Regions from separate parts of the Homo sapiens genome. Here region 1 is linked to region 2. A link is a loop called in an ENCODE intact Hi-C map of the cell type or tissue named here. Cell type or tissue: heart left ventricle. All regions are shown on one strand. Each heading gives the region's core, and the rest is flanking DNA. Links, peaks and the distances in the headings are about the cores only. Region 1 holds the start of C1QA (complement C1q A chain). Region 2 overlaps WNT4 (Wnt family member 4).

Region 1 (8,747 bases), core at 1-4,000, 500 kb before region 2:
GCTCAGAGAGGGCCAATAACTTGCTTGAGGTCACACAGCAAGGCAGTGGCTCCTGAGTCTAAACTCTGAGTCCTCGTTTTTCTGGCAAGAGAAACATGAACAAGGACTCAGCATTGCTGCCAGAACTTTCACTTTCACTGGTCAAAGCAAGTCATTCTCCAGAGGGGGAAGGTGAAGCCGAAGAAAGAGGGCCCAGGCAGTACACAGGGAGTGGAGAGGCCTGAGGACATGGCCCGAGAAGGCTAGGCCTCCCTTAGCCCCTGTGGCCAAGTACAAACTGGAGAGGATTCATGGGGCACTGGGGGCAGACGGACTCCTGATTCTCAGTGCCACCCCAAGCCTTCACCCTGGAGGCCAAGTCAGGCCAAGGTCCAAGGGGCTGGGTCCCGAGGAAGGGTGCTTACCCGGCTCCCCTTGCTCCCCCTTGAGGCCTGGCCGCCCCCGTCTGCCAGGTCTTCCTGCCTCCCCTTTCTTCCCGTCTGGTGCTCGGCACAAGTCCTCGGTCACCATAGAGGCCAGCGATATGGCCAGCACACAGAGCACCAGCCATCCCCGGGGACCCTCCATGATGCCTCTGTGGAGACACGGGAGGGCCTGGGCAGGTTGGACATCACACTCACACCCAGCTCCCACCCTTGAGTCCCATGCACACAATGATATATGCACAGTCCTCCCCAAGTGCACATGCACCCTCTGGGGCTCTCAATGTCCACTCTCAATCCAGCCCCAGGACCCCACGCATATACACAGAACCACAAACTCACACACATCCACACATGCAACAGAGCACACCCACATCTTCACACACTCACACAAACACAGCTCTCATCCACGCACCTACAAAACACAGTAGGCAAACTCAGAAATCCACTATACCCCCCTAGACACACAACTGATACCCAAATAGACCCTGTCCCTCACTTGCACGGACACACACATTCATACACTCCCACAGGTAATCGATTTCATTGAACAAATATGTATTGAGCGCCTGCTCCTTATTTAATTAACACTGGCTCACCCAGATGGTGGAGCTCTGCATACACACAGGAATTCACAAACGCCCAAAGCGACACCTGCTCACTCTTCTGCATGCTCAGCGCCTTTCAGCATCCACCTGAGCATGGGTGACTGGCTGCCCCTACAGTCCCCTCTGCTGGGTCCCACTGCCAGCTCTAGCACCCCAGGCTTTTCCTGGTTTCTTATGTGTTATGGGGCCAGGACCCAGGAACCCTGGTCTTACCCTTCAGTTGTTAGGTCTAACTCATCGCCTCTCACCCTCCCCCAAGCCCTGGCTCAAGGAGTTAAGGTCCCTCCACTCACCCATTCTGGGTCCTGGATCAGTGCTGCACCCCCATCCCTGTCCTAGAATCAGGCACAGTTATTTCCCTCCCTCCCTGCCTCAGCTGCCCAGCCTCCTGGGCCAGCTCCCCTGGGTCCCAGAACTCTGCAGCCCCCTCCCTCTGGGACTCTGGCCTCACCTGCCTCCTGTTGTCAACTCCAACTGGATGCTCCTGCCCTCCGCCCAGGGACCCTGTGGGCTGCCCAGCAGGAGTGGCTCCAGGCTGTGGCCAAGTTTCACATCCCTTCCTACTTCCCCTTCTTCAGACCTGCCCCCTGAACTTCCCCAGTGGCCAGAAGCTCACCAGGGACATTTCAAGCAGACTTCAGCAAGACTGGGACATTGGGCGTCCTGCCCCAGCAACAGCTGGTGTGGGAGTGGGGGCAGTGAGGCCAGTGCCTGTGAGGATGTGGGGTGGAGGCCGTGCAGGGTGAGGTTCTGAGAACCAGCGAAGCACAGAACACCAGAGCGGAAGGAATCTTTAAAAAAATCTGTCCCTTGTAGGACTTTTCATGATTATGAAAGTGACATGCAATTCATTGCCAAAAGCTTGGAAAATACAAAGAAGAAAGAACAGTGCATTGGTGAGAAGGAAGCACAGCAATCTGTTTCTAGACTTGCTGCTTCCTAGTTGCATGTCTTTGGGAAATTACTTGACCTCCTGAGCCCTCAGTTTTATCTGTACACTGGGAACGGGGTCCTATATCATCTGATTATTATAACATTTTAATGACTTGCACATACAAAACACTTGGCACATGGTGAACACTTAGTCACTAGCTTTTGCCAACATTTAAAAAAACAGCAAGTCTAGGTGCTTTGGCTCACGCCTGTAATCCCAGCATTTTGGGAGGTCAAGGCAGGCGGATCACTTGAGGTCAGGAGTTCGAGACCAGCCTGGCCAACATGGTGAAACTCCATCTCTACTAAAAATTTAAAAAATAGCCAGGTGTGGTAGCATGCACCTGTGTAGTCCCAGCTATTTGGGAGGCTGAGCTGGGAGGATTGCTAGAGCCCAGGAGGTTGAGGCTGCAGTGAGCTTTGATCTTACCACTGCACTCCTGCCTGGGAGACAGAACAAGACCCCATCTCAAAAAAAAAAAAAAAAAAAAGAGATGGCAATGGCGGGCCGTCTGGAATGGCTGCTGTCATCACACTGGCTGCAGCAGGGAGGCACGGCCAGGGCTGCATGCTCCATGTAGCCAGTGGGAGCTGGGGACAGTGGGAACCCCGCCCTCCTGGGAACCACTGCAGCTGCCAAACCACAGCTGATCCTGCTTCATGGAGCAGGTGGGGGCCCCCGCCATCCCCCATGCAGCTGCAGCTGCCTAAACTGCAGCTGTGGACCCAGGCATCCCTGCAATCTTGGGGGCCCGGGAAGGCCCCCCGCCCCACCCTTCAGGCTCAGAAGTGTCTGCTCCCACTGCCTGGCTTCTCCCTCCTCTTGGCGCCCACTCTGATCTTAGAGCAAAGTTGGTGCTGAGCCTGGGTGCTGTCGCAGCCTGGCTGGGTGTGGGCATGCTTGGGGCAGTGCTGACACACTAGACCCCTGCTGCCTTGGCCCCCTCTGGACTTTGGGCACTGACTAGCATGGAAGGAAAGCCAAGGGGAAACTGAGGGCAGCTCGGCACTGGCCTGCAGACGCTCCTTGGCATGAACAGCCTGGGCACCATGAACAGCAGCAGGAGACAGACAGGCTCCTGGGTGGAAGGGGATGGGTCCCTGGTGAGGCCCTACCTTCAAGCCAGGGAGGGCCTCAAGGCTGGGGGCCAGGCTGCCAGTCCCACACACCAGAGTGGGAACTTATGGTGTATTTTCTGGGCTTGCCTATAGCCACCCATGGACCAATCAGTATGCACTTCCTCCTCTCTGAGGCTCATGAAAGCTTCAGGCTCAGCCAGAGCTGGGCAGACATTGGATGACCAGCTGCCGAGAGGAGCTACCCGCTCCAGGGCCTCCTCTCTGCTGAGAGCTGCAGAGATGGCAGAACAACTTGCCTGCAGAAAGGAGCTTCCCATTCCAGGGTCTTCCCTCTTCTGAGAGCTGGAAAGTCGACAGGATGACCTGCCTGCAGAGAGGAGCTTCCCATTCCAGGGTCTCCTCTCTGCTAGCAGCTGAACACTCATCAGGACACCCTGGCTGTGGAAAGGAGCTGCCCCCTGAGGGAGGCTCTGCAGGAGGCTGAGCTGTTCTATCGCTCAGTAAAGCTCCTCTTCGTCTTGCTCACTCCCCACTTGTCTGCATACCTCATTCTTCCTGGTTGCAGGATAAGAACTTGGGACCCATCAAATGGTGGGGCTGAAAGAGCTGTAACACAAACAAGGCTGAAACATGCCCCTTGCTTGCCATGATGCAGGTGAAGGGAAGGAAAGAAGAGCTGCGGCCCTCTGGGGAACCCAGACCTGGGAGCTCCCCAAGCTGGAGCTGTGACTCCCTTTTCGGGGCCCTGTGGTTCCTGGCATCTCGAAGCTTCTGGGTGCCACCGTGTTCCCCGGTGCCAGCTGTGGAAGCTGCTTGTGGTGTACTTGGTCTAGCCACAACCTCTCAGAGAGCTGGCGCCCATGCTGGCACCTGGAGCTGCTCACCCCGCTGCAGCAGCCGGCATGTCTGACTGTGTGCAGTGGCCAGACCCCATGTTCACTCACACACCCTTCACTGTTCCATGCCTGACTTGCCCTGGGCAGATGTGGAACCCAGGCTGGTAATGTGAGCTGAGTGCTGCCTGCCAGGAGGAGTGAGTGAAACAAGCCCAGTGGGCCTGAGCAAAACTTGGGCAAAGGTGCCACCAGCCACAGAGGTTTCCGGCCAGAAAATGACACCCCAAAGATCCTGTAACACCATCTCAAAAAAAAACAAAAAACAAAACCCAGCAACAAAAGCCTGTGAATTCTACCATCTAGAGACAATTGCTGCTAGTGTTTGAACAGATCATCTAGCCTTACTCACCTTAACTGATGGGATGCTCATTACCTGTCAGCACGGCACACTGCATCATTGTCAGCTTGGACCCTGAGAATGCTTTTCTTTAGATAGAGAGGCTCTGTCTCTCCCAGACTGGAGACCAATGTGTTCAGGCCTGGGCTGACCACATCTGTCTGCTTCTTCTCATGAGCATGTTTTTGTTTGTTTGTTTGTTTTCTGAAAATTTTGCCAGAGGCAGGAGGAGGAAAAGAGGAGGAGGAGGGAGGAGATAAGGGAAGGCTGTTGAAGTGGGCAGATGAAGGATGGTCTAGAGCCAGGGTTTTTGAGCTTTGGGGACTTCTTTTTCATTTGCAATCTTGTGTGGCATCTGATGTATGTCAAACAGATAAAAATGGGGATACTGGCTTGAAGGGTGGGGGCCCAGAGCTCCCCCTGACAGCCCCTCCCATGCTCCCTGGATTCAGAAAGTTCGTGGAGCTGGAATCTCATCTGCTCAGCCCATACCTAACTCACAGTGTGACCCTGGGCAAGTTATCTCATCTTTCTGAACCCCACTTTCTCCATCTACCAAGATGAGGGAGTGGGTGGGAGGTGGGAAGGCTGCCCCAAATGGCCTCTAACATCCCTTCCAGTCTCCTCCTCCTCCTCCTCCTTCTTCTTCTTTTGAGACAGAGTCTCATTTTTTTGCCCAGGTGGGAGTGTAGTGGCTGGATCTCAGCTCACTGCAACCTCTGCCTCCTGGGTTCAAGAGATTCTCCTGCCTCAGCCTTCCAAGTAGCTGGGATTACAGGCACGCATGCACCACCATGCCCAGCTAATTTTTGTATTTTTAGTAGAGACGGGGTTTTGCCATGTTGCCCAGGCTGGTCTCAAACTCCTGACCTCAGGTGATCTGTCCATCTCGGCCTCCCAAAGTGCTGGGATTACAGGCGTGAGCCACCGCGCCCAGCCCAGTATCCATCTTCTTCTTCTTCTTCTTCTTCTTTTTTTTTTTTTTTTTTTGAGACAGTCTCACTTTGTTGCCCAGGCTGGAGTGCAGTGGCTCGATCTCAGCTCACTGCAACCTCTGCCTCCTGGGTTCAAGAGATTCTCCTGCCTCAGCCTTCCAAGTAGCTGGGATTACAGGCGTGTGTGCACCACCACGCCCGGCTAATTTTTGTATTTTTAGTAGGGACGGGGTTTTGCCATGTTGCCCAGGCTGGTCTCAAACCCCTGACCTCAGGTGATCTGCCCATCTCGGCCTCCCAAAGTGCTAGGATTACAGGTGTGAGCCACCGCGCCCGGCCCAGTATCCATCTTCTTTGACTGCATTGCGTCAGCCCTGCTTGCCTGCCAGAGGAGTTAGAAACATGACATGCCCGAGGCAGAAACGCCAGCCCTGCGTGCCCTATTTTACTCTGAAGACACAAAGGACCAGAGACAAAAAAAGACTTGCCCGGGTCACACAGACAGGGGCAAGAGTTGGCAAGAGGAAAAATCAGATACTGTGAAAAGCTTCTCAAAGTCTAGTTTTCAAAATATTGAATACCCAGTTCCTATAGAAATACAGTGTGGGAATGTGTCAGTGTCCTCTTGTAGGTTGTTAATGGAGGAACCAGCTGGGTGACAAAGCTAGTTCAATGGATATGGAAAAAAATATATATGTATACCTATATATGGAGACAGAGAGAGTCAGTTAAAACAACAAGAATTCTGGAATATTCATAAAATTGCTAAATTAGATACAAAACTGGTTAGTGTTCTATAGGGCAATAAAATCATCATGTTGGGGCTATCTTCTCTATTGAAAAGAAATCATTTGCATCTCTACTAGACAAAAATAATTTGCAACTTAACAGTTTTCTACCAGTTAACAGCTATCTTTACTGAATCTGGGCTCTAATCAATAGTAAATAATAAGTCAAGCCAAGTGACATTCCCCTAGAGTGTCAGATGACCCTTAGCAGGGTTTGTTAGATACAGCTCTCATTTGACTTTGAAAGGACACCGGTTATCTATTTGCCTTATTTCCAAGTGTTGGATGATTTTACTTATCAGGCTGTTGCAAGAGTATAAACACTTCCCAAGAAATAAAAGACATCGATACTAATGCGCATATCATTAGTGTGAGAAATAAAAGGGTCAGCAATGGCCCTGTGCATGTCACAACAGGGACACCTTCAGGCGGAGAGGAAGGGCATATTCTTCCATTTCTCCAGAGCCCAGACTCCTAGACGGGAGGCAGGAGATGTGGGGAAGAGAGGAAATTCCTAGCCATGCTTGCACAGTTATGATCCATGAGGTTCAGTCTCAGAGTGGGATCAAAGGTCAAATAAATAACCAAAAAATAATTTTTAAATGACTTGAATTCTTTATGGCAGTCACATCCCATTCAAGGGTTGTGTTGCAAAATCGGCATACGAGGCAAACATTGTAAATGGTGAGTATCACCATTGTAAATGGTGGAAAAATTCTTCAAACAGCGCCACGTGAAAGACTGTATTACCGTTTCACAATAGTCTTTTGCTGTCAGTTTTGGCTCCAATAGTAGAACAGATTTCTTTTTCTTCAGTTGAGTACCAGTTGGTTAAGGTTAACCAATTCCCCCACCACTCACACACAAAGGAATTGAATCTTTGGAGACTGGAGCCACCCTTGGAGGTGAGGTGTTTAGATCATGAGGGGTTCACAGGAGCGGAGGCAGACTTGGGGACAGCAGAACTCTCCCAGCCACGGTCCCTCCAGAAATAGGCTCTTAGAAGACAGTATCCCCTGGCTGGGAGCAGTGGCTCACGCCTGTAATCCCAGCACTTTGGGAGGTCGAGGAGGGTGGATCAACTGAGGCCGGGAGTTTGAGTCCAGCCTGACAAACATGGATAAACTCTGTCTCTACTAAAAGTATAAAATTAGTTGGCCTAGTGGCACATGCCTGTAATCCCTGCTACTCGGGAGGCTGAGGCAGGAGAATTGCTTGAACCCAGGAGGTGGAGGTTGCAGTGAACCAAGATCAGGCCATTGCACTTCAGCTTGGGCGACAAGAGTGAAACTCCGTCTCAAAAAAAAAAAAAACCAATATCCCCTGCCTTACTTAAATTGTGATTCTCTCTCTGAGTCCTATTAGGCGAAGTGGAGATAGGCAAGTGTGTATATAATGCGACTCTAAGGTGCTTGTATATTTCTTTTAAAAAAAATGAGGCATAATTTGCACAGAGTAAAATGTGCACATCTCAAGCACACTGCTCAGTAGCTTACACCTGCACGCACAGGCCCTCTACCACCACTCAGATCAGAGTGCAGAGTATCCATCTCCCCAGCGAGGCGGCCGTGACCCTCCAAGTCAACAGTGCTCCCCTCCACCCGCAAAGTAACCGGTGTTCTGCTCTCCCTCACCATTGGTGCCTTCTGCCTGTTCTTGAACTTCATGTCAATGGAATCATGCGGCCTGTGCTCTTTTGTGTCTGGCTTCTTTTGAAGAGCATGCCGGTGAGATGCATCTGTGTTACGTGTGTCAGTTTGCGTGGTATTGCTGAGTGCTATTCCATCGTATGCATATGCAGTATCACACTTTGTTTGTCCCTTCTGTTGGTACAGAGTTTGGGCTATGATGAATAAAGCTGCTAAGAACATTCTGGTGCAAGTCCTCTGCCCCACCCAGCCCTGTGAACAGATACACTCAATTCTCTGCTGTACATTTGAACACCAGGAAGGAGGCATAGAGTTGACACCAGTGCTCTTTGCTCTTTTCCATCCACTCCTCCAGACCTCTGTCTTCAACTTCCTGTCTCCAGCAAAAAAAAAAATCTCCCGGCCCCTCTGCCCAGAGCCACTGTTCCTCCTTCTCCCTGACTCTCCTGCTCTCTGTTCTTTATTATGGAGATTGTCTTAGTCTCGCCTTTCTTGCAAAACCCTCCTTCTGGGCCTTTTGGGGTCTATCCTTCCATTCTTTGTCCCCACCACCCAATAAGATCAGGGTTTTGTTAGCAAGTGGTTGGGGGAGGCATTTGGAATTGGGGAGGGAGCTGTTGTGTGAGAGAACTGCCATGTGTTGTCTGTGCACACTCTTTATTCTTTACTTTTCTTGGCAGATAAAAGCACTTCTTGGGATTATTTTATGAAACGCAGAGGGGATTGTAAACAACAGATCATTTGTTGCGGAGATGGAGGCAGCATGTGTTCAAATTCAGTGTGTGTCTCTCTTTGGCTGTGTGATCTTGCACGAGTAACCTCCTGTGTCTGGGGCTCTAGCACCTCACCTATAAACTGGGAATGATGACCTCAAACTATGCCAGGCTTCCAGACAGTAGTGCGGCTGGTCTCTGGCACACAGTAGGCTCTTAGCACAATGTTTTACCTCCTCCTACTCTCACCTGGCACTCAGAGGGCCGGTGCATGAAAGAAAATTTGGAAAAAAAAAAAAAAAAAAAAAAAGAAGACAGAAAAGATTTATTGGCAGGGGAGAGTGAAGAAAAATAGGAAGAAATAAAGCCCCCCAGCTGGAAGCCAA
Region 2 (4,000 bases), core at 1-4,000:
TCGCAGGCTGTAGGCACGGGCCGGGCTCGGGGAGGGCCTCCTGGGAGGAGCCTGCAGGACCTGCAGCCCCCGTTGGAGAAGATCAGGGCATGAGCTGGCTGGTAGCAGCAGCAGGGGCGGTCTGGGCTGGTGGGGTAACCTGATCAACGGCATGGCCATGGCGAGAGTCCTGGGTGGCCAGGGCAGCAGGTGGCAAATTGCTAAGCCTGTACTCCGTGGTGGCAGGAAGGAGCCTAAATTGGGGCAATGCAGCCACGACAGGAGAAGCCTCAGGGATGGCCAAGGCCCTGCACAGCCTGGCCCGGCCCACCCATCACGCCCTGGCTCTCTGTCACCCCTAGAAAGGGCTGGTGCACTCCATTTTTGAGCCTGGTCCAGCTCCAGGGTCAGCGGATGGCACACGTGTCTCTGGGGTTGAGCCACCCTAGGGCACTGGGAATCCTGAGGTGTCCAGTACTAATCAGGCCTCGCCCTGATGGGTCTCCAGGCTCTCAGCAGATCAAAAGACCACAGCAGCCCCCACATTCCTCCCTCATCCTTATCTTCCCCATCCTGAGCACTCTGCCAGGAGGGAAGCAGAGGGAACCCCGTCAGGACAGAGCCCTCCATCCTGCTGCAGGCATTTATTAAACACCTTCTATGCACTGTGCCCTGTGTGAGGCACCAAGGGCAGTGTTAGCCCCCCTCAGCAGGTAAATGGGGCATATCCACAGCCAGGTACAGAGGAAAGAGAGTTGAGAGTTAGGGCTGGGTTTGCACTGCAGCTCGCCGCTCTAGCTGTGGGACTTTAAGCAAGTTGCTTTATCTCCGTAGCCTCAGTTTGTTCATCTGTGAAATGGAGCCAAATGCTAGTTGGATACTGAAACGGGCAAGCAGAAACATTGTGGATGAGGGCCTGTAATGCCTGGGGTTCTCACTCTCTAGAGCCGGTGCCCGGTTCCATTTCCAGCCCTGGCACCCAGCCCTGCCCGGGCGAGACCCTGGGGTCTGGGGGAACAGGGGTGGGGATGGGGCTGGGCCTCGTGTGTACGGAAGGGGACAGCTGCTGTGCCAGATGAAGGCAGGGGCTGGGGGTGGGCACTGGTGCCAACGGAAGAGGTTGCTCAGCTCCTTCCTGGAAGCTGGCCCAGTGACTCACGGCCACGGCAGCCCAGCAGCTCACCCTAAGCCCCTGCGACTGTCATTCAGCCAGTCTCCCCTTGCTGAGTTCTGAGCCTGGGTGGGGGGATGCAGGTGGCTCCCCTGGTCCATCTTACTACTTATTCAATGGCAGAGACACATCTATCAGCCTGGCATGGGGCCAGCAGGCCCCTGAGGCCCGGCCACTCCCCACCCTGCCAGTAGAAGGAGGCCCACCAACTCCGACAGTGGGAAAGGCCATATGGACCCACCGGTTTACTGTACCCATAAGGAGACAGGCTCCAAGTATGGCAGGGACTTGCCCAAGGTCATGGTGGGTCAGAGGCTGCCCCCCCTGCCCAGAGAACCCCTGCCCTTGGGTGCCTCCCTTGACCAGAGCCCAGGGCCCAGCACAGCCAGATGCAGCCTTCTTGGCTGCATGCTGTGGGAGCAGAGACTGAGTTGGGGATGGGCCAGCTCTGTGCCCCCACATCATAGAGCAAACAGGGCCCCCACCCTTCTCCAAGAGGCCAAGCCTCGGTCTGAGCAGGAAAGGATCCAACGTCAGGCTCAATTCCTTGTCCCCCCACCGAGGGACACCTGTGGCCTGAACGTGGACCTGGCCCACAGCCAGTAGCCGGGCTCTTGGCGCCCCCTGCAGGCCAAGAGCAACAGGTGGGACTGGCTCCACAGGCGACCCCTTGGCTGGGCACAGGCAGGAGAGCACCCAGGCAGGGCTGAGAAGCCGGGTGGGCCCCTCCCCTTCCAAATGCAGCCTCTGCTGCTTCTCAGCCCCCTTCCTGCCCTTGTCTTCCCTCCAAGGGGCTCCGAGCTCCTGCCTGGGCCTTGTCAGGACACCACCAGTCTGTGCATCCCCTGGGAACCACCTGGTAGATAGGAAGGAGGGGCGGGGAGGCCCCTGGGAGACCAGGAATGCAGGGGGTGGGGAGGGGAGGTTGGCCTTCTTCGGCCTGAGACCGCCTACTTTGCACTTGCCCCATGCTGTACACTTGCCCCCACAATTACCTGGCACCTAGAATGTGCCCAGCTGACAGCCAGGTGCATCACACAGCAAATCACGGGCATTCCTCTTGGCAGCCCTCTGGGTGAGAACCGTTATCTCCATTTACAGATAAGGAAAGCCAGGCTCAGGCTCCACAGCCACGGGGAAAAGGAAACATCCTGGGGATCAATGCCACAGTGAGGAGGACAGTGGCATCCCTGAGTCAGAGCTCCCTATGGCTGAGAAGGAAACATTACCCATACTTATGCAGACTGTTCTCCAGGCCAGTGCCCACCTAGCCTCCCAGGTGCACCTAAGGCACATTCAATTAACCTCAGAGGCCCACCAACCCCCACTGGGACTGGGGCCCAGGCACCTCCACCTTCAACAAACCCTGCACACGTTTCGATGCACAGCCAGATTCAAGAACCGTCACTTGGTCCAACCCACATACCTGACAAATAAAATTTAGCTGCCGCCTGCAAACCTCCAGGGATGGGGAGACAGCTCCCCAGCTGCACCCTGGCTAGCATCTTTGGGTTGAACAAACCCAGCTCCCAGCAGCTTCTGGCCACAGTGTCAATTCTAGTCTTTGAGCCACACAGAGAATACTGTCTCTGCCCAAGGCTGTGAAGCCAGGCAAATGCCAGGTTCAAGTCCTGCTCAACCTCACTGGCTGTGTAGCCCTGCACATGAGGTAAATTACTTAAAATGTCTGTGCCTCAGTTTCCTCCTCTTTTAAATGGCAGCTGGTTGGCTTTCTGAGAGGATTAAACGCAATAATGTAAAGTACTTAGCCCAGTCCCAAGTTCCATAGAAGTTTGATGGAACTTCCATAAGTTTCTTCTTATCATCAGAAAGAATTCCCATAAGTAGGACTTTCTGTGTGCTTTTCTATTTGGTCACCATTCATTCATTCCCTCATTCAGCAAACAAATGGCGACTTCCTGCCTCATTGCCTCGGGCCAGTGTCAGGCCATCTCTCACACAGATCCCTCTTGCTCCAGGTAGCAGTTCCTCCACTCAGACAGAACCGGTGTTCCCTTCTCTTACTACAGATGAGGAAACTGAGGCCCAAAGAGCAGTTACCTTCCCTTTATCCTTCTTCAACAAGAAATTTGTGCAGCTTCCTTTATAAGATGCAACAGCTTCTTCACAGCCAACCCCTAGAAAATCCCCAACCCTTGGGAGACTCAGTGTGCTGGGCAAGCCCCTGGGGGAGGGAGAGCATGCTGCACTTGGCTTTTGAAGCGTCCACACAGCCCACTCTCGCCACCACCACCCATAACCTGACCATCCCTAGACCTCTAGCCCATCACTGCCCTCATTGTCCCACCTCCAAAGGGTGGCAGCAATGACACTGGTCTCCATCTGGTGGTCCTAGGATGTGGCTGGCAGTGAGGATCTTGGTCTTGTGGCCAGAAGATCAGCCAAGGATCACTGGGGTTCCTGCCTAGGACAGGGAAGAGAGACCCTGGGCAGACAGCGGCTCCAGCCTCCTAGCTAGAAGGCATCTCGGCAGGGAACAGTGGGATCCCATAGCCAGGTCTGGGGTGACGTCCTGGCACAGACAGTGGCACGGGGGCTGCCAGGGCAGGGAGGGATCCCGTAGGGGCTCGATGAGCTTCCCTCCCACTGCTGCCACCTGCTTTGCTGAACTTGAGATAGAGGCTTTTTGCAGAAGACAGCATTTCCACTCCCTTGGTGCCCCTAGAGCCGGGCAAGAGGGCCTGTAACTGGATCCAGAGAGAAGTCGGCAGCCAGGCCCAGTCACTGGGACGAGTCAGTTCCCAGAGACCCGGGCTGGAGCTCAGGCCTGGTCCGGGGCCAGGAAAGATGAGGAGGTGGGCTCTGCATCACGTGTCACCCTCTCCCCAG

The links. Hi-C counts contacts between places; a loop is a spot of excess contacts. Peaks named below come from ENCODE experiments on the same cell type or tissue, not always from the same donor. Only the 100,000 strongest peaks of a DNase experiment are listed, where the experiment ranks them.
Region 1: a loop joins it to region 2, with 3 times the contacts of the local background. A loop is called at or near these places in 26 of 110 quality-filtered maps.

The regions. Positions count from the first base shown.
Region 1 is chr1:22,629,437-22,638,183 of GRCh38, reverse strand. It overlaps C1QA (complement C1q A chain), which reads right to left and starts at 1,556. Exons shown (of 3, transcript NM_015991.4): 1 at 1,482-1,556; 2 at 405-574. The coding sequence starts at 567. It overlaps MIR6127 (microRNA 6127), which reads left to right and starts at 4,818; the gene lies at 4,818-4,926. In heart left ventricle, for the core only: no CTCF peak of the experiment used is centred there; DNase peaks (open chromatin) are centred at 1,683 and 2,706; H3K4me3 peaks cover 1,526 bases; H3K27me3 peaks cover 516 bases.
Region 2 is chr1:22,129,852-22,133,851 of GRCh38, reverse strand. The region is part of intron 1 of WNT4 (Wnt family member 4); the gene reads left to right. Among named protein-coding and RNA genes, the nearest start is that of WNT4, 11 kb to the left of the region's middle. RefSeq lists enhancers at 1-662, 1,002-1,760, 1,761-2,521. In heart left ventricle, for the core only: a CTCF peak has its summit at 1,783 (motif pointing left); no DNase peak of the experiment used is centred there; H3K27me3 peaks cover 1,826 bases.